2 separate regions of the Homo sapiens genome follow, and region 1 is linked to region 2. A link is an interaction called in ENCODE POLR2A ChIA-PET data of the cell type or tissue named here. Cell type or tissue: GM12878. All regions are shown on one strand. Each heading gives the region's core, and the rest is flanking DNA. Links, peaks and the distances in the headings are about the cores only.

Region 1 (11,205 bases), core at 1,776-9,775, 140 kb after region 2:
TCTCAGCTTCATTTTGAAGTGGCTACATTGTCTGGGGTATATACCTGGGATTTGTTGTCTGGCGCCAGGAAAATTTAGGACACAGACACACATGAGGAGTTTAAGAGCGAAGGTTTAATAGGCAGAAGAAAAGAAAGTAAAACAGCTCTGCCTCTTGAGAGAGAGGGGACTTCTGAGAAGAAAGACCTGCCAGCAGTGGATGGGCCAGATTTTATAGTCAGGTTTGAGGAGGCAGTGTTTGATTTACATAGGGCTCACAAATTGGTTCGATCAGGTATGATGTTTTCATAGTGCTTGTGGTAAGACTGGTTGCCCCACCCTAATCTTATTGTGCAAATGGGCTTTCCAGTTAACCAGCGCCATCTTGTCTGCTCCTTACTGTACAGAAGAAGGGAAGATGGGCCAGGCGCGGTGGCTCACGCCTGTAATCCTAGCACTTTGGGAGGCTGAGGTGGGTAGATCACTTGAGGTCAGGAGTTCGAGACCAGCCTGACCAACATGGTGAAACCCTGTCTCTACTAAAAATACAAAAAAATTAGCCGGGCTTTGTGGCACACACCTGTAATCTCACCTACAGGTTGGGGAGGAGAGGCTGAGGCAGGAGAATAGCTTGAACCCAGGAGATAGAGGTTGCAGTGTGCCAAGATCCAGCTATTGCACTCCAGCCTGGGCGACAGAGTGAGACTCCATCTTGGCTGGGCGCGGTGGCTCAGCCTGTAATCCTAGCACTTTGGGAGGCCGAGGTGGGTGTATCACGAGGTCAGGAGATCGAGACCATCCTGGCTAATGCGGTGAAACCCCGTCTCTACTAAAAATACAAAAAAATTAGCCGGGCGTGGTGGTGGGCGCCTGTAGTCCCAGCTACTCGGGAGGCTGAGGTAGGAGAATGGCGTGAACCCGGGAGGCGGAGCTTGCAGTGAGCAGAGATTGCGCCACTGCACTCCAGCCTGGGCGACAGAGCAAGACTCCATATCAAAAAAAAAAAAAAAAAAAAAAAGAAGAAGAAGATGGAGCCACCATCTTGAACATGATTGGCACAACTGCCAATCAATGTCTGCAGCTCGGTTTTACAGACTGCTCTTCATTAGAAAGAAAAATAATTTGGGGTTGCTTTTCATTAAAAGGAAAACCTTACCGAGGACTTCCATATCCTCATTATCTGCCTAAGTAATTTCTTCTTAATTCCTTTATCAATTTTACCCAGCCCCTATTCAAGATGGAGTCACTCTGGTTCAAAGGCCTCTAACACCAGCGTTCAGATGAGCTGCTACTCCTCCGGAGGCAATTTGAAGTTGAGGGTCTGTGGCGCATGGGCACCCACCTGTTCCTGGCTGCTGGGTAGGTAGGTTTCCGCCTCCATCTATGCTTCTCCTGAAGCTTCTGCACCAGTAGTTCCAGTCCCACAGCCAGGAGTAGGGTGGCCAGGATGGATTAGTCCACATGATAGCAGTGATGCCCCCTGAGACAGGGTCCCTTTGGAGCTGGAGCTGGTGGGCATGATAGTGCTGCTCTCATTTACAGAAGGGGCCCCTGCTGTGGAGGTTTGTCTCAAGGCTGGGCCTAAGCAGGCCTGCAGCAGAGGCAGGCCCAGGGCCAGGAGCAGCCCTAGGCCAGGGTTTGCCATGGGCTGGGTGTCTGGTTGGCAGCACTGAGGAAGGGGCTTCTAGCACTGCGCCCCTCCTACTTCATATCAGTACATGAGTACCTGAGAGGCACCTGGCCTGGGCGTCTTTGACCTCTCTCAGATTTCTGGTCCATGCCCCTCCTCTTTTATAATCTTATGGGACCACTGTTTTATATGTGGTCCATTGTTGACCAGAATGTTTTTATACAGTACATGACTATAATTACTTGGAATTTTGGGGTGGAGGATGAAACCAGTGTTGTTGTTTTGTAATTTTTAAAAATAAACTTTCATATCATTGATTCCTTAAAAGAAGACTTATACTGGAGAGGAGACCAAGTTGCTCTGTGCGTCAACCCATGCTCATTGTCCTTCCATGTCCAAAGACCTCTTCTATGAAAGACAGCTGAGTGTTTCTCTGCTCCTAGGGCCCTTATGCTTTACATCATGTGACTTCTGCTTTTCTGGACCAGCAATGACTTAGTTCAAGGATTAACCTTTGAGACAGAGATAGCTAAAAGCCTCGCTATCAGCCCATGAAGTGTAACTGAACTCTGCCCAGCAAGAATGGTCAATATTGGATGTTGACTAACCGTAAAGCAGATCTCCCTTGGGAATTTGGAGGGAAACTTAAGTGAGCAGGAACTAGAGACACATTGAGGCTTCAGAAATCACAAGACAGTAAAAGCTAACACAGACCTTGAGGTGGAGAGAAGGCAAGTGGAGAGAACAGTGTTGGAGGATACAGAGGTACAAGCAGAGACTGAAATCAACCCACTTACAAGTTGGGAATCCTTGTCAGAAAAAGCAACAGAAGTTTACAGATGCATGGATCTTTGCAGATGTTGCTGTTGAGTGTAAGAGCTGCTATCAGTCCTCTACATTGTGTATTCTGAATGAGCTACAGTTCCAGCTGCTGGCTGAGTAGTTGCTAAGACACAACCTCTTGGTTCTTACTTCCCTTCCATATCTTTAGACCTACACCAACTAAGATAACTTGAAAATGTCATGTTTTTCTCAAACCCAAATAGGATTGACTGCTAAGGACATTTATACATTGCAAATAAATTATTTAATAGCAAATTTGTCTCCATTATCATATTTTTTAAAAACGAGATTTTAAATAATGCTAAATGAGTCTTACCTGTGTACATATTCTATTAGAGCTATTTGAGATCTGATAATACTTAGTAATTCTATTTGTCTATTTAACAGAAGCAATCAATTTATTTCAGATTACCTTTTATCCAAAGAGAAGGTAAAAGTATGCATCCTTTCCAATGGAACTTGTTATAATTCAAATAATTGAAAGTGAATGGAGAGAGATAAGAAAGTTAAGGATATTATCTGAACTAATTCAATTCCAATTTTCTTTTCTTTTTTTTTTTTTTTTTTGAGATGGAGTCTTGCTCTGTCGCCCAGGCTGGAGTGCAGTGGCGTGATCTCGGCTCACTGCAGGCTCCGTCCCCCGGGGTTCACGCCATTCTCCTGCCTCAGCCTCCCGAGTAGCTGGGACTACAGGCACCCGCCACCTCGCCCGGCTACTTTTTTTTTGTATTTTTAGTAGAGACGGGGTTTCACCGTGTTAGCCAGGATGGTCTCGATCTCCTGACCTCGTGATCCGCCCGCCTCGGCCTCCCAAAGTGCTGGGATTACAGGCGTGAGCCACCGCGCCTGGCCGATTCCAATTTTCAATAAAACAAATTCAATTCCTGTGTAACAATCTCCTCCCTGTTGATAAAAAAAAATCTGACAATGAAGTGGTGAATTTGGCAATAGGTCATGCATTCTAAGAAAATAATAGTTGATCAAAATTTGTGGAATCCGGCTGGCACAATGGCTCAAACCTGTAATCCCAGCACTTTGGGAGGCCAAGGCAGGTGGATCACCTGAGGTTAGGAGTTTGAGACCAGCCTGGCCAACATGGTGAAAACCCATCTCTACTAACGATACAAAAATTAGCCAGTAGTGGTGGTGCATGTCTTTAATCCCAGCTACTTGGGAGGCTGAGGCACAAGAATCGCTTGACCCTGGAAGAAGGAGGTTGCAGTGAGACAAGATTGCGCCACTGCACTCCAGCCTGGGTGACAGAGCGAGACTCTGCCTCAAAAAAAAAAAAAAAAAAAAAAAAAAAAAGAAAGAAAGAAAGAAAGTGTCCAAATACTTCAGCTGTAGAATTATTCTTTATACAGTTTCTGAGACCATTAGAGTCTTTTCTCTTCATTTTCTACATCTCCCTACTTAGCATTCACAAAAGGTGTGTTTTCTTTAGGCTTAGATTAGACCTAGAAAATTTTCTCTCACCATTTTTTTTTGTGGGGGATGGGGGAGGAAGAGAAAAAGGAGATAAACTTTGAAGCATGTACATTAATGCACTTAATGTCTGGAGCACAATGACTAAATTATTTTTAGTGTAAAAAATAATTTAAAATGACTGCATTTTATGATCTCTATTTCTGTATGCACTACCTTTGAATTTCTGTATTGGAATAATAGTACTGATATGATCGTCTCCATTAGTAGATTCATGAACTATCATGGTTTGGTTTACTCACTGGCTTACATACTTAATATTGAAATGCAACCATGTAGCAGTTTCACAGCACAGAGTGGCAACCAAGAGTTTTGTATACAGATAAGATTTAAGTGAAACTACACAGGACCATTGTTCAAAACAGAAGCCATGCTTTCCTTAAGGTTAAACACAGTTCCTTCAAATTTTTCTCTTTTGTTCTCTTCTTCTGTTATCAGATTGTGCTAGATTTTGCAATGGGGTCAAGGGTAGATGCAGAAGAAGACGGTGGGATTGTTTTGCCAAAATAAGACTGACATGTTCTAGACTGAGTGTAGTTTCTATTACTTGTTTAAGAATGAACACATAGAAACACAAGAAGATACAAAATGAATCAGGCTCAATATCCTTTCCTCTCTATCTGAAAATGTAAGGTAAGCTTCTTTTCTATTGTTAGTAAGAAAATATGAGAGTAGAAAATAGGTTTCACATTTTTTGATTTGTTCTTATATTAATAGATCTATTATTTATCATAGCTTTTTCACTTTCTGTGTGACTCTGAGCAATTTACTTACTCTTTCTGTGATTCAGTTTCCTCCTTTCCAAAGTGGAGACAATAATGTTCAGTTTACTTACACGTAGGGGTGGCCATAAGGATTAAATGAATGAATACTTATAAGGGTTAGCTCTTTTCTTCTTTTCCCTTCCCTTTTTGTCTTCCTCATCCTATTTGTATTTCATCCTTGTAGACTAGGAGTTACTACTTTCTGTGCATTCTGCTTAAATATATGCATCCTAAGATGATTTTTGAGTGACTGTACATGGTTTGTGCCAAGTATAAGAATGTCTTCTATTCTGCTTTCAACTCACTGCCTGCTTATCAATACTCTGATGGCCTTTTTGTCTATTAGAACCACATTAGACTGACAACAAGTTCTCTGTCTTGTTTTTCCAAATGGCCCTCGAAGCCAGTTATCCCTTGGCCATTATTTACGTTATTTCTAGCTTTAGGACCTCTATTATTTTTCCAGGGCTGCTGTAACAAAATACCACAGACTGGGTGGCTCAAACAATAGAAATTTATTTCTTCACAGTTCTGGAGCCTAGAAGTCCAAGATGAAGGTGTTGGCAGGGTTGGTTTCTTCTGAGGCCTCTCTCCTTGGCTTGTCAATGGCCGTCTTCTCCCTGGCTTCACATCATTTTCCCTCTGTGCACCTGTGTTCAGATTTCCTCTTCTTACAGGGACATCAGTCATATCAGATTAGGGCTCACCCTAACTGGCCTCATTTTAACTTAGTTACCTCCTTAAAGATGCTATCTCTAAATATGGTCACACTCTGAAGTACTGAGGATTAGAACTTCAGCATGTGAATCTTCAGGAAACACAATTTAGCCCATAATAGGACCTCACTTTTCTCATCAAGAAGCTGGTATCTTAAATTTCTGTCCAACTGCCTACCTTGTGAAATTTCCTAAACTTTTTCCTTATCTTCATAATTCACCACTGGTAAGTCATTTTTAAATTACGAAATGATACTCCATAGTCATCTTCTGTTTCAAAAATTATTGCTGGGCATGGTGGCTACAGGCATGAATCCTAGCACATTGGGAGGCCAAAGCAGGTAGGTCACCTGAGGTCAGGAGTTCGAGACCAGCCTGCCTAACATGGTGAAACCGCATCTCTACTAAAAAAAAAAAAAAACAAAAAAATTAGCTGGGCATGATGGTGGGCACCTGTTATCCCAGCTATTCGGGAGGCTGAGGAAGGAGAATCACTTGAGCCTGGGAGGCGGAGGTTGCAGTGAGCCAAGATTGTGCCACTGCACTCCAGCCTGGGTGACAGAGCAAGACTCTGACTCAAAATCAATAAATCAATCAATAAATAAATAGCCAGGCGAGATGTGGTGGTATGCCTGTAGATCTAGCTACTCAGGACGCTGAGGTCGGAGGATGGCTTGAGCCTGGGAGACTGAGGCTGCAATGATCATGAGCTATGATCATGCCACTGCAGTGGGACCCTGGCTCAAAAAAAAAAAAATTATTGATCAAAGTTAATCTCAGTACTGATCTCTGTGACATCTCTCCCATTGCATGGATTCCTCTAAAATTCAGGCTCTAACTTTTTGTACTAATATATATTTTTAATCCATGATAAAATATTTTCTGTGAATACAGTTGTCCCTCAGTATCTGTGGGGGGTTAGTTCCAGGACCTCTGGAGCACATCAAAATCTGCAGTGGCTCAAGTATCTGATAAAGTATTTGCATGTAACCTATGCATATGCTTCTATATACTTTATATAATCTCTTAAATCATTATAATACCTAATACAACAAAGATATATAATATGTAAATTATGTAAATAGTTGTTATACTCTGTCGTTTTAGGAATATTACAAGAAAAAATGCATCGTTATGTATTCAGTACCGATGCATTTTTCTTTTCCTGAATATTTTTGATCTATGGTTGGTTGAATTCATGGAAGAGGAACACATGGATACAGAGGGCTGCTAATTGTATAATCCAATAGTGAGTGATTCACCTTTAAGATAATCTTTGGTTCGAAGGTCTGAATTTAAAGTCTTTGCACTTTACCTTTGCTCGTTTTCCTTATTTATCTATTTTTCTTTTATTTTTTTTTGAGACGGAGTCTTGCTCTGTTGCCCAGGCTGGAGCACGGTGGTGTGATCTCAGCTCACTGCAACCTCCACCTCCTGGGCTCAAGCAATTCTCCTGCCTCAGCCTCCTGAGTTGCTGGGATTACAGGTGCACGCCACCATGTCTGGCTGATTTTTGTATTTTTAATAGAGACGAGGTTTCACCATATTGGTCAGGCTGGTCTTGAGCTCCTGTCCTCAGGTGATCCATACCAGCCTTGGCCTCCCAAAGTATTGAGATTACAGGCATGAGTCACCATGCCCGCCCCTTATTTATTAATTTACCTCTTCAAAGAATGCTACTAGACGACTATAATATCCCCTTACAGAAACCATATTACTCTTTTCCCAGTAGATTACCCTCTCTAAATATTTATTGAGTCAGGGAAAGGAACATGGGTTCTTTTGTTGAACTTCAATGTTGAGTGTATAGTCAAGGTATTGTATAGTTCCAAGACCATTAAAATGAATTATTAGATACAAAGCATTTTCAAGAATGACATTTAGGTTAACTGGTTATGACTAGGAATACAGAAATCAATACCTGACGAAAAGTGATGCAAAAATCAGGAAATGAGATTGGAAATATGAAAGACAGGTTACCAAAATAGGATCAGAGAATCAGATAAGGAGAATTAGCCAGAAACAAACAAACAAGTAAGCAATAATAATAATAATAATAGTAAAATAAAAATTAAAAAGCCCCAAAACTCTGAAAGTCAATGATATTCTCAATGGCTGGATCAAGGTCAATGTATTTGTAGCTGAGCTACAGAAAGTAAAATGTTTACCTGGTGGCATGTCTTATCCCACTGAATTTTGGATTATAGATTAAGCTCTATGTATTCATCCTATCTATATTCACAAAGGGGTCCCTCTCTTGCTTATAAAGTCTCTATCAAACTTCCAAGTAGGGAGGTAAGACTCTACAATTACAAAATCCTTTTAATATTTTATAAATCCTTAAATCTCTGGCAATTTATAAAGTTAATGAGAAATTGTATGTATTTCTACATTTTCACCTTATAATTTTTTAAAACTGTTAAGTGAATACTATCTGGTCCCAATATATTAACATCAAATTTATTAATTGGGTAGAATAATGAATAATGGAATTAGTAAAGTAGTTGGTGTCAGGAAATTGGGTCTGAGGTCTCAGACTTTTTGCCTATGTGATATTGGGTATCGGTCCTTCAGGAATTTGCCATTACTTATAAACAGAGCATAACACAGATATATGTATTGGGTTGACCATGTCAACTAAAAGATAGGTTATTAGCTTATCTTTCTGAATTTGCCTACATTTTGGAACTGACTTTGGACTTCATTTAAGTGGATAGATCCAAGATTGTAATTCCCACCTAAGAGAAACTAAGCAAGTTTATAGGGGACAATTGAGAGTCTAATGCTTAGAAAACTATGGATAAGTTAGACATAAGTTAAAAACTCTGTGACGGGTTGGAGGCAAAACTTAAGAGCCAAGAGTATAGAGTTGGAAATGGAAGAAGACTAAGAACTGATGAGTAATAAAGGAGTAAAGTCTAGAGCAACTGCTGAAACAGCCTTAGCTTGTCAATAGCTAAACTTTATCCAATTGATTGTATCAATAGGATGATTTTGGCTATAATTTATAGAAAACCACAGCTTAAAGAAATCAGGGAAACTTATTTTCATATAAGAGGACATTTGAAGACAGAGTGATCTAAGTTTAGTTAATTCAGTGGCTCAGCAGCATCATTAAGAAATAAGTTTTTGTTTTATGTATATTTTGGTAGATCTGCCATACTCAACATGGAAACCAGTTCTCAGATGGATTCTCTGTACAGGTGTAAGATGGCTAAAGCAATTCCCATCTTCATAATCAGATATCAAAATGTCCAGTAACAGAAAGGGTGCTTCCTTCCTTGTGTCATTATTTTAAAATTCATTTACATGTCATTTTTAAATGACTATATTAGATTTCTAGGGCTGCCATAACCAAATACCACAGGCTGAGCTTCCTAAAGAACAGAAATTTATTTTCTCATAGTCTGCAGGCTCGAAGTTCAACACCAAGATTCACAGGTTTGTTTTTTCTGAGGTCATCCTCCTTGGCTTACAGCTGGCCACATTCTCTGTGTCCCCACATAGTCTTTCCTCTGTTTGCTTATCCCTGGTGTCTTTTCAAGTGTCCATAGTTCCTCTCAAAATGACATCAGTCAGATTGGATTAGGGACTTCCCATAAAACCTCATTTAATTTTAGTAACCTCTTTATAGACATTATCTCAGCTGGGTTCAGTGGCTCATGCCTGTAATCCCAGCACTTTGGGAGGCTGAGGCGGGATCACCTGAGGTCAGGAGTTTGAGACCAGCTAGCTTGACCAACATGGTGAAACCCTGTCTCTACTAAAAATACAAAATTAGCCATGTGTAGTAGTGCATACCTGTAAACCCAGCTACTTGGGAGGCTGAGGCAGGAGAATTGCTTGAACCTGGGAGGTGGAGGTTGTAGTGAGCCGAGCTTGTGCCATTGCACTCCAGCCTGGGCAACAAGAGCAAAACTCCATCACACACACACACACACACACACACACACACACACACACACACACACAAGGTGTTATTTCCAAAGGCATTCATATTCTAAGGTACTGGGAGTTAGAGCTTCAACGTATTAATTCAACACAATTCTGCTCATAACGGTAGTGGAAAACCTTTCCATAAGTTTCTCCCATATCATCTCCCCTCATGTCTCATTGTGCAGAATTAGGTCATGTGATCATGCTTAAACCAATCCTTGGAAAAACAACTGGGGTCATAATTATTGGTATAGGCTTATCAAGATTTACTCTTGGAACTGAAAATGGGGTAACCCCTCCTTGGTTCTCGTGGCAGGAAGAGAGGTAGACATCAAATGAAATCAGGGCCCTTCAAGCATGGAAAAAACTGGGGAGGACTTCTAGGAAGGCAGCCAACTGGTGTGCACAATCATCATAGGTTTGTGGTTTATGGGTGATTTGGGTTGGTCTAAACGTTTAGAAGCAGAGGAGACTGTAAATACACTAAGGAGTGGTGAAATCTAGGGAACTGAAAGCAGACATCTAGGATCCTTTTAGAATGTCAAGTTAGAGAAGTGGTTAGCAGAGAAGCTGGTATGTGGGAGACAATATTAATGAATAACCAGAGATAAAATGAGTTTGAAAGGGTGGCTCAATAAATAGTTCTACAAATTCTGACTTTGCAGTGCAGGCAGTATACTGTATCCTCTATGAGTTATTTACCCTCTCTGATCTTTATTTGTAAAATGGGAATGATAAAGTCAATTATTTCACAGATTTGGAGGATTAAATAAGACAACTCAGTGAAAAAGTTATTAAAATATAAGGTAATACATGGATATTAGAAACTATTATAGTGTATAGTTAATGGCATTGAATCTAGTATATGACTTGTCTGTGTCCAGCACAATCTGAGAAAATTAGTTTAGTAAAGACTTAGAATTTCTATAATCTGTTTTGTGTCTTATTTTTATTTATGAGGGCATAATTTGCACTATGATCATCAAGTAGTTACCTGGATTAAAAAAACGCCCTGTTCAAAAGGTTTATCTCTAAGTTTTGGTCTATTCTGTTCTGGTGTATTCTTATCCCTGTGTGAATATGCTGTTGATCCCCTGGGTCTGTGTATGTGCATGCAAGAGTGTGTGTGTGTGTGTGTGTGTGTGTGTGTGTGTAAGTAATGGTTAAACAAGGTTTATGTGCTATTTTGTGTGGGTATGAACCTATGAGTTGGTTGACTTCCCTTCTGTCATTGAGAAAGTTTTAAAAAAAAAATCCACTCTTGGTTGGATGTGGTGGCTCATACCTGTAATCCCAGTACTTTGGGAGGCTGAGGAAGGAGAATTGCTTGAGCTCAGAAATTTGAGACCAGCCTGGGCAACATAGCTATACCCTATCTCTATAAAAACAAACAAACAAACAAACAAACAAATAAATCTGCTCTTTTAAAGGTGCTTAAGGCTTTCCTTCTTAACATGAACAAAAGCAGGAAAGGTTAAGCAGTCTTTTGAATTTGAGATACATATGCCTGTAGCTATTTAATTAATTAGAATGTGGGTCTTACATAAACTTAGAAAGATCATTGAGCTAGATAATCCCTTTTGTCTTTTTCATGGCTAATAATGATGGTAACAGTATTTACTTTTACCCATTCTTGAACTGTTGTAACTTAACAGTATGTGACAGCAGTAATTCTTATTATATATGTATATGTTGTACAGTTATATCTTAGCTTGGGTTTGCCAGGAAGCAGAGCTTGAGACAAAGTCTTGTTTTAAAACACTTTATTGGGAAGTATTGAGTCCAGAGATCAAAGGTGAGCCAAACAGAAGAGAGATGCAAAATGACAATGTATTATCAAGTATATATGTCT
Region 2 (11,205 bases), core at 1,005-9,004:
GGACTGCAGGCACCCGCCACCACGCCCAGCTAATTTTTGTATTTTGGTAGAGACGTGGTTTCATCTTGTTGGCCAGGCTGGTCTGGAACTGTTGGCCTCAGGTGATGCACCGGCCTCGGCCTCCCAAAGTGCTGGGATTACAGACCGGGAGTGGTGGCTCAAGCCTGTAAACCCAGTACTTTGGGAGGCCGAGGTGGGTGGATCACCTGATGTCACGAGTTCCAGGCCACCCTGGCCAACACAGTGAAACACTGTCTCTACAAAAAATACAGAAATTAGCTGTGCATGGTGGCGCACGCCTGTAAACCCAGATACTCGGGAGGCTGAAGCAGGAGAATTGCAGCCTGGTTGACAAGAGCGAGACTCTGTCTCAAAAAATAAAAAAGTGCTGGACTTAACATGAGCCATCGTGGCCAGCCTAAATATAGCTATTGATTTTTAACTAGCCATAATCTTCCGGAAGGCTGTCAGCTTTGTGATCCTTTGATATCACAAAGGCACAATCCTTGTGACTAACTCATCAAAACTACTATAAATGTGTTTATGATGTTGCTCTAAGTATTACATTGATTTTTATAAATATTTCTACATTTATTAACATTCGATACCTCATATTATCCCTGAAAGAATCATATGACACATATGTACAACTGGCAAATGCCACTAATTTTAGTTATAGAATAAATGAAGTTTATTCACCATTTAATTAAGGAGGGAAATGCATATTATTGCTTTTTTTTTTCTTTTAAGACAGAGTCTCGCTCTGTTGCCTAGGCTGGAGTGCAGTGGTGCAATCTCGGGTCACTGCAACCTCTGCCTCCCTGTTCAAGTGATTCTCGTGCCTCAGGCACCCAAGTTGAGTAGCTGGGATTACAAGCATGCCACTATGCCTGGCTTATTTTTTGTATTTTTAGTAGAAACGGGGTTTCACCATGTTGGCCAGGCTAGTCTCAAACTCCTGGCCTCAAGTGATTTGCCCTCCTTGGCCTCCCAAAATGCTGGAATTACAGGCTGAGCCACTGTGCCTGTCCTATTACTGTGTTTTTAATCCTTCTAAATCTTTCTTCATCCACAGGGACCACACCCCATGTATTTTATTACCTAAAATACTGTTTATATGTTAACATTCTTACAATTATTATTATTATTATTTTGTGAAGGAGTTTCACTCTTGTTGCCCAGGCTGGAGTGCAATGATGCGATCTTGGCTCACTGCAACCTCTGCCTCCTGGGTTTAAGCAATTCTCCTGCCTCAGCTTCCAGAGTAGCTGGGATTACAGATGTGTGCCACCACACCCAGCTAGTTTTTGTATTTTTAGTAAAGAAATTTCACCATGTTGAAATTCTTTAGTAAAGAATTTAGTACAGAAATCTTTACTAAATTCTTTAGTAAAGAAATTCTTTATGAAATTCTTTACTAAAGAAATTCTTTAGTAAAGAAATTTTACCATGTTGGCCAGGCTGGTCTCGAACTCCTGACCTCAGGTGATCCACCTGCCTCAGCCTCCCAAAGTGCTGGGGTTACAGGCATGAGCCACCGTGCCTGGTGACAATTTTATTATTATTTTTTAGAGACATGGTGTCTTGCTACGTTGCCTGGGCTAACTCTTGGGCTCAAGCAATTCTCTAGCCTCAGCCTCCTGCATAGCTGCGATTATAGACTTGAGCCACTGCACCCAGCATAAATGTTTTGTAAGTACTGCATTGGCTTAGACCCCAGTTTTAGAGGTGTGTGTGTGTGTGTGTGTGTGTGTGTGTGTGTTTCTCTGTGTGTGTGGTGATGGCTTCTGTGTTATTACCTTCACTCAGTGGAGAAATGTATCAGGTTTACTAGTTCTGTATTCAAATGTCCTCAGAGAACCATTGCTCCTAACTTAGAGTGAACCTGGATCCCAGAGAGATTGCATGGCATCAGATGTAGTAGAAAAACATATTGCTTTCTGTTTCCTTCCAGTTACACTGTTAAACCATGTCCAAAGTAAAACTTTTTTTTTAAACGTAATTGCCATACATTCTGATGTGTGTTCAATTTGTGATGAATGGCAGTTTCCACATTAAAAAAATGTTTGTTCGGCTGGGCACTGTGGCTCATGCCTGTAATCCCAGTACTTTGATAGGTCAAGGTGGGCAGATCACTTGAGGCCAGAATTTCTAGACTAGCCTGCCAAAATGGTGAAACCCCATCTCTCCTAAAAATACAGAGATTAGCCAGGCATGGTGGTGTGCACCTGTTATTCCAGCTACTCGGGAGGCTGAGGCACGAGAATCACTTGAACCCAGGAGGCAGAGGTTGTAATGAGCCGAGATCACACCACTGAACTCCAGCTTGGACGACAGAGTGAGACCCTACCTCAAAAATTAATTAATTAATTAATTAATTAAAAAAGTTTGTTCAGGAATTTGCTATATTTTGTTTGTGTAACTTTAAAAAAAATCCTAAGTATACTTCCCCATACATTTCTCAATGCTATTGCTCATTAGTCTATATGCCTCCTTCTGCAGCTTTACAAAGTCATTTAGAATTCTAATCCTGTCCTCCCAAGTAATAACCATTTATTCTAATTTGCTATTATCTGTAAATTTAATCATGTGCTCTAGTCCCTCAGCCATAAAACTGCTGCAAAAGTTAAATAGCTTTGTATTCAAGATTAAACAACGCATACTATAGTTTGGTAAGCATTATTTCTTGAGCAAACTCACTGTGAATCTCCAACCAAACTATTTTTTAAAGAGCTCTGTTCTAGCCTTTATTTTTTCATGTAATTATTCTGTGTAATACAAAATTAAGATATTTTTAATGACAAGATATATTCATCTTATTGTTTTCTTTTTTGAGAAACAGTCTTGCTCTGTGGCCCAGGCTGAAGTGCAGTGTCATAATCTTGGCTCACTGTAACCTCTGCCTCCCAGGTTCAAGTGATTCTCATGCCTCATCCTCCCAAGTAGCTGAGAAAACAGGTGTGCGCCACCACATCTGGCTAATTTTTGTATTTTTAGTAGATACCAGGTTTAACCATGTTGGCCAAGCTTGTATTGAACTCGTGACCTCAAGTGACCCACCTGCCTCAGCCTCCCAAAGTGCTGGGATCATAGGCATGAGCCACCTCGCCCAGCCTTATTGTTTTCTTTTAATCTATCAAGTCTCTTAAAGGAGAAAATGAATGCTTATAGATTTTGATGCCTCTGTCAGGTCAGTAGCTCTTCAAAGGCAGTGTCTGGTGATATTTCTGTGACTAACCCCTCCTTCCCATGCCATAGGATGAAGGCTCACATCGGGTATGTAATACCTTAGTGCAATACATTAATTATTAATGGATTAGCTAAAAAGCAGATATAATTTGATCAGTGTAACAAAAAATATATTGTGCACTATTTTTTTTTCCAGACGATATTTTTTGGTAGCTTATTCCCAAATAGAATTCAATCTTTTGGGGCCTAGATACTGATTGAACATGCTCATGTGTTTTTGGAAAATTTGTAACAATAAAATATTTTAACTCTCATAGTTATAATATGATTGATTTTTGTTTCACTCTCCAACTTCCTCCCCTCCATCATACTTGCTCTTCGGTTGAAAGCTGTACAGTGGCATAGGACATTTTTGAGATTTAATAAGGGGATAGTGAATGGGGAGATTTTTTTTTTGTGGATTTAATGGCATTTATTTACCTGGTTTGCACCTACCTCCATGTACAGCTAGCTGCCTTGGTATAGAAAAGGCTTCCAGAAATAGTCCTACCATCCACTGTGCTGTGCTGACCCATACATAGGATGTATGCAGCCATGAGCAGGTCCTGTGGCTGGTACTGGTAGTATGTGAGCATAGAGGAGATTCAAGATTTGAGAGGTATGAATCCAGAAGCTAAACTGTGGAAAATCTTATAGGAAAAGATCAAAAAACAACTTAATAGAGATTTACCAAAATTTGACAATATTCCTGAAAATTTGTATGACTTCACTCATAATAAATTGTGACACTAGAAGAAAGTTTTCAAAATTTCAGTAACAATTTCAATTATATATGTGAGAGGAAAGATTGAATTGTTATTTCTAATTTTTTCTTTATTAACTATTATAAAGTTGTCATAAGAAGAGGCAATCAAAGAGTATGTGGTTGACCGGGCGTGGTGGCTCACGCCTGTAATCCCAGCACTCTGGGAGGCCGAGGTGGGTGTATCACAAGGTCAAGAGTTCAAGACCAGCCTCACCAAGATGGTGAAACCCCGTCTCTACTAAAAATACAAAAATTAACCAGCCATGGTGGTGGATGCCTGTAATTCCAGCTACTCGGGAGGCTGAGGCAGAGAATTGCTTGAACCCGGGAGGCAAGGTTGCAGTGAGCCTGGGTGATAGAGCAAGACTCTGTCTCAAAAAAAAAAAAAAGTGTATGTGGCCATAAACATGCAGATAAAAGTGTTATGGGAGGCTGGACATGGTGGTTCATGCCTGTAATCACAGCACTTTGGGAGGCCAAGACAGGTGGGTCACTTGAGTCCAGTAGTTAAGACCAGCCTGGGCAACATGGTAAAACCCCATCCCTACAAAAAAGTATGAAATATTGATCAAGCATGGTGGCTCGTGCCTATAGTCCCAGCTACTCAGGAGGATGAGAGAGGAAGATTGCCTGAGTCCAGGAGGTTGAGGCTGCAGTGAGCTAAGATGGCAGGCACCACTGCATTTACAAAAAAAAAAAAAAAAAAAAGCATAATAGATATGGGTCAGGAACTTAATACAAATATTACATTATCTCTTCTGGATTTTGTGATGTCTATGTAGGCATTTTGCATTAAAAATTATAATTTGTTATGTTTTTTCTTTCCAAATAAATGTTCATTTTTGGAATAAATTTTTTATTGTTTTAGTTAAAGAGAACCCCCAGACTGAAAATGTTACAGGCCTCACAAATCGGTATTTGCCCTTCATTCCATCTATTCCCCACTAATTAAACCAAATCCTCTTCTTAGTCTGTGATTAGTTTAGAGGTGGACAGTCTCTGCCCATTGGCTGTGAACCAGGAAGCAGGTAGCCCTCATTGCTTGCAGTTATCTTGATGGACACCAACTCAAGAGGCAGGCAGAACTGAGAGGACTTTGGAGACTGAGGGAACTGTGCTTGAAACCTGATCTATCTTTGGACACACAATATAGAAGTTCTCTAGTATTTATAATATCAGAATTTTCACAAGCAAAGCTCATTCTTATATTTAGTTGAATAGTTGAAATTATAAAGCTAGGTTAAAATGCAAACAAATGTAGAAAAATAGTGCTCATTTTTCTAAAGGATTTTCCATTGGTATGGAAACCATTCTAATCATTACATCTCTGATAGTTTATAGCATTGAAGCTATAAGAAAGTATCAATTTGGATGTTTTAAGGTACTACTTTATTAAATGTTAATTTATTTTAAAACTGCTGATTTATTCAATGTTAAAATACAGAAGACTAGGAATAAGAAAAAATGAATTCAGGTATGCCTCTAGAAATTTCATTTTGATGTACTTCCTTCTGATCATTTTTCTATGTATATGTTTTATTTGAAAAAATCTTTATGATAGTTTAATACAATTTTATCTTCTCCTTTTTTTCTATTATTCCCTATGACCCTAGTGATTTAGCACAGAAGGGCCTCCATGTTCACAAATTCAGGGGGCTTTTTTCACATTGTAGCCTATGTGAACGGCGTCCACTGGAGTTGTGCAGTAAATAGCCTGTGTGACTGTATGAGGCAGCCATTTACATCTGGGCGTCTAAGCCTTCATGTTTACCTAGAGCATCTTATGGTACCATCCCAACTACAGATTTGGGAATAAAAGGCAGGGCAAACCACTCCTGGCTGCCTTCCAGTACCATCATATAAATTTAATATTCAGCCTTTGTGCTTTTTCTCAGGCTGGCTTTGTCTGTAGCTGTGTCTCACAGCTGTCCTCTTACAAGGTTACATCTATGCCTTTTCTTCACCTTGGAATAATCTGCTGACTCCAGTGTATGAAAAAAAAGTGTTAAGTAAATTAACTTCATGGCTGTTTTAATGATCACATTTCATTGTTATATCATTTTGGATGGTTCCAATTTGACTTCCTTCTGTCAGTTTCTTTGGATTGATTTTCTATCGGCTCATTTTCAGAAATCTATACTGTTATTATCCTTGCCCTATCTCGAGAAACAGTTAATCTTCATGATTCTAATTTTCTTTTTGTCAAAAAGTGAAATATTACTCATAACTCTATAAAGGTACCTAAATAATGGTGAAAAGACAAATTACATAACTATTTGTAATGGCAAAATATCCTATTTCTTTAATAGTGAAAATACTAACTTACTGGTAACTGCAGACATATTTTTACACCTAATTGATAATTTTTAGTTCTCTGATAGCTCCTGCCAATTCCTCTTACGCACGTATTTTGCCAATATAGGATGTGGGTAGGTGAGGGATTACTCAGAAAAACGGAACCTCATTCTTGGCTGATAGGATGATGAACTGTGTGATAAAATGCATAACCTTTTCCTCCACCCTTGGTTCACAAAACTTTTAGTTTTCTAACTTTCATTTTATGCAAACAGGGTTGGCTGCTCAAACCAAGCTTTTGAGAGAGTACAGCAAACAAAGCAATTTCTTAAAAGTTTAAGCCCCTCCTCTACAAAAGGAAAGAAAGGGGTGAGAATTAAAAGCGAGAGAGGTAGAAAAGGAAGGCTAGGTTGTTAGAAAAAGAGACAAGAGAGGCAAGGGAGGGGTGAAGGAGGAGGAGCAGGAGTGAGAGAAGCAAAGTAATCTGGACAATTATTTTGCCTAAAAGTTTGAGATTGAATTGAAAAGTTTCTGCTTGAATTGATGTAGGAAATTAAGCAGTTTGATCTTTGTTCTGATATTTGTCTTGCAATAAGACCATTTTATGTATCAAATGTTATGTAGAGAAAGACTAGGTATTATTTTTCTGAGACTCCAGAGAACCTAGACACCTGTCTAAATTATATGAAAGTTCTGTAAAGTTATTAGCAAATATATATACATATATATATATACACACATATATATACATATATATATATACACACATATATATACATATATATATACACACACATATATATACATATATATATATACACACATATATATATTTTGAGATGGAGTTTCGCTCTTGTTGCCCAGGCTGGAGTGCAGTGGTGCAATCTCGGCTCACTGTAACCTCTGCCTCCCAGATTCAAGTGATTCTCTTGCCTCAGCCTCCCAAGTAGCTGGGATTACAGGCATGTGCCACCACGCCCAGCTAATTTTTGTATTTTTAGCAGAGATGGGGTTTCACCATGTTAGTCAGGCTGGTCTTGAACTCCTGACCTCAGGTAATCCACCGGCCTCGGCCTCCCAAATATTTTTATAAAACATATTCTATAGTATAAATACTCTGTGGAGGGTGCCACCAAAGTTGATATTAAACCTTGCTTTTTTTTGAGACAGGGTCTCACTCTGTCCCCCAGGCTGGAGTACAGTGGTGCAATCTTGGCTCACTGCAGCCTTGACCTCCCCCGTGCTCAGGTAATCCTCCCACTTCAGCCTCCTGAGTAGCTGGGATGACAGGCGCACACCACCATGCATGCCGCCATGCCTGGCTAGTTTTTCATGGCTGGCTAATTTGTTTTGTTATATTTTTTGTAGAGATGAGGTTTCACCATGTTGCCCAGGCTGGCCTTGAACACCTGGGCTCAGGCGATCTGTCCACCTTGGCCTCCCAAAGTATTAGGATTATAGGCATGAACCACTGTACCCGGCCTTAAAAAAAAAAAAAGACAGAGATTCACTGTGTCTCCCAGGCTGATTTCTAATTGCTGGGCTCAAGCGATTCTCCCACCTCAGCCTCCAGAGTAGCTGGGACTGCAGGTTCACACCACTGTGCCCAGCCAATGCTATTCTTCAAACAGCCCAATGGGAGCAGAAAATATACTATGTGTGCTCAAGTCATCTACACCATGGCTGTCTGTGTTACTAGTGTGTTTGAAATTTTACAGATCAGTAAGAATTTCAGTGGCTCACTAGGCTTTATGAACCAATATATGTAGGAGTGGGTTACCCAGCAACCACTCTATGGCTTTAAGATGAGAAGGTAGGGGAAGTGAGGAAGTCACACTTACCTGCCTGCTGCCTGCCTTCCTTCTCCCATAGCCATGCTCTTGGCTGGGGAGAAAGGGTAGATGTAGAGCCTCCAAGAGCTGCAGAACTATTAAAAATCCAGTGGGTTTCTTTCATAAACACATAGATGCTTTTCTAAATCCAACAGAAATCTGACTCCCTGACCTGATTGTTAGGCTTGTGGTCAGAATCCCAGCACATGAACTGGCACTGCTGCTGGGAATTATGAGTCACCCTTTCATGTTCTTCCTGGTGTTGAAGCAAGTCTCTGCAGAGGAAAAAGAGCAATCTGTCAGGTGAGCTCATCACTGTTATCGTCACTGTCTAAGCTCTAACTTCCCAAGAGACCATGCAATGTATGTGAAAGAGCCCTTTTCGAATTCCAGAAACATCACTGTCTCATTACGTGACCTTGGACATGGTTACTTAAGTTCTCAGAGTCTCAGTTTTCTTGGTTAAAATGGAAGAGTTGTCACCGAAACTTAAATAGTTAATGTATGGGAAGTATCATGCAGATCTAGAAAAGTGAAAATATTATTTTATAATACTGTGGACACAGTATAAAGCACATTAGATATTATTTATACCCTCTACATTTTGAAAAGCTTTTGAGATATCTACAACATAAGAAGAGGAGAAAGGAAAGACCCATCAAATAGTAGATGACTATTTGTTAGGTCCTTATTCACTCGGCACTTATTGGTCAATATTCTATGCAAGGTCTGTGGGTTACTGTGGTGATACGAGAATCTGTAAGATATATGGCATGTCTTTAAAGAGTTTATAAATCTAGGAGGAAAGATTGAACATAGACACAAGCAATTCAGAAGAGAACATGTGCTCTGTTTAAAATGTGCACATAAAGTAACTGCTATAGCACTTCAAAGCAGACTAATTCTGAGGAAGACTCACTGTAGAAGAAAGGCAATCCAAGCCAGTTCCAACATGTGTTGAGTATCCATTATGAGGACTGCTCAGGTATTTGTATATTCAATAAGGACTCTCAGATAAAAGAAACTGCCTGAGTCAAGACATGAAGGTAGAAATACATATATAAGGTGCAGCAGGGAACAACAATGAGCTCATGTGGAAGCAGTGCCCTAATAAAGAAAGATAAACTTGAAATCATTTTGAAGAAGTGCATAACATCATGGATGCCCTTACATATAAATCCAACATTTGGTCTTTTGTCCTGTAGATAGTGCAAGTAATGCATCCTATGGAAGCCCTTAAGAAGAATAAATAAATAAATATATATATATATATATATATATATATATATACATTTTTGAGATAGAGTCTTGCTCTGTCGCAGGTTGGAGTGCAGTGGTGTGATCTCGACTCACTGCAGCCTCTGCCTCCCAGATTCAAGAAATGCAGCCTCCGGAGTAGCTGAGACTACAGGCACACGCCACCACGTCCAGCTAATTTTTGTATTTTTAGTAGAGACAGGGTTTCACCATGGTGGCCAGGATGGTCTCGATCTCCTTACCTTGCGATCCGCCTGCCTCGGTCTCCCAAAGTACTGGGATTACAGGCATGAGCCACTGCGCCTGGCCTAAAAATCTTTTTAAAAAAATATTTTTGTTCTGCTTGCGGATTTATCATACGTGGTCTTCCTCTCTGTTGAACTGGATTGGCTCTGATTCTGGGAAAGATTATGTAAGAATTCTTCATTTTTGATAATAGAATTTCAACTTTGTTATCAGCTATTCTAGAACCCAAAGCTTCTGGAAATTTCTTTTATTTATTTATTTATTTTGAGGTGGAGTCTTGCTCTGTTACCCAGGCTGGAGTGCAGTGGTGAGATCTTGGTTCACTGCAACCTCCGCCTCCCTGGTTCAAGTGATTCCCCTGACTCAGCCTCCTGAGTAGCTGGGACTACAGGCATCCACCACCATGCCCAGCTAATTTTTGTATTTTTAGTGGAGACGGGATTTCACCATGTTGGCCAGGCTGGTCTTGAACTCCTGACTTCAGGTGATCTGCCCGCCTTGGCCTCCTAAAATGTTGGGATTACAGGCATGAGCCACTGCGCCTGGCCTAGAAATTTCTTAAGGCAATAAAATATAGTGGTTGAAACTCCTGGCACCACTCTTTTGTATACTGGTACCGAAAGAAGGTTTAAACAATTGACAATTGGAAGAGACTGTCTTAGAGATACGTTGTCTCCTTAATGTCCCAACTCACTAGAACTCAAATATTAACATTTGTATCAGTCAGGGTTTAGTCAGGAAAAAAGAAACCACACCAACTATTTTAAGAGATAATTTACACAGGGAAATTTAGTTATATAGATATTGGAGGACTGACAGGGGAAAAAGGAACAAATACACAGGGAAAGTAATTGCAGAAAGCAGCTGCTACCACTAGGCCTGGGGGGAAAGGTGAAAGGTTGGGGTTGTTGGAAACTACAAGCTTGGAGAAGGTGGAAGCTGGAATCCAGACCTCTGAGGTGAGGAAGCTGCCTGGATGGCACTGGTGCTTCAGAACGCAGAGGAGAGTCCAGTGGAGCTGGAACCCAGATTTCAGAAGATGCTCTGAGAGAGTGGCATGAACTAGGTTCTGGGAGATGGGGAAATAGTGGAAACTGGAACCAACTGCTACTAGAAAAAGCTAGAACTGCTGGCGTGAAGAACCACAGCTAGGTGATACTGACAAGAATAGCAAGCAAACGGGAAGGAGTGTGTTCCACCTCCTTCCTCCCGTCTGTTCTCTCTCTAGCTCCCCCATTGGCAGAATCTAACCGGAAGCCAGGTGGCAAAAATGACACTGGAGGTTACCCACAACCGGCTTCAGCATCACAAGGCCAAATATGGAAGAGCGGGTTTGATCCTGAAAGAGTACTAATAACTAGCACTGCAGACACACAATTCACCAGGATAACTTATTTACAATTGAGAATTTTGAAATCTGTACCAGAGTTCTGATTCAGTAGTTGTAGAGTGGGGCTTAGAAATCTTCACCTTTGAAACAGCCTTGAATAATTTGATGCAGGACATCTTCTAAACACCCTTTCAGAAATGCTGCTCTAGTCTGTCTAAGCTAAATCCCTGAATCAAGTTAGAACAAGGCTT

The links. ChIA-PET counts read pairs that join two places held together with the same protein. Peaks named below come from ENCODE experiments on the same cell type or tissue, not always from the same donor. Only the 100,000 strongest peaks of a DNase experiment are listed, where the experiment ranks them.
Region 1: POLR2A ChIA-PET joins it to region 2 with 14 read pairs; 3 of 35 experiments call an interaction of 5 or more read pairs at or near these places.

What each region holds. Positions count from the first base shown.
Region 1 is chr6:63,382,674-63,393,878 of GRCh38, reverse strand. It overlaps a transcript of LGSN not described here. Among named protein-coding and RNA genes, the nearest start is that of LGSN, 68 kb to the right of the region's middle. RefSeq lists an enhancer at 4,226-4,315. In GM12878, for the core only: no CTCF peak of the experiment used is centred there; a DNase peak (open chromatin) is centred at 9,758; H3K27ac peaks cover 410 bases.
Region 2 is chr6:63,525,010-63,536,214 of GRCh38, reverse strand. It overlaps a transcript of LGSN not described here and a transcript of PTP4A1 not described here. Among named protein-coding and RNA genes, the nearest start is that of PTP4A1, 42 kb to the left of the region's middle. In GM12878, for the core only: no CTCF peak of the experiment used is centred there; no DNase peak of the experiment used is centred there.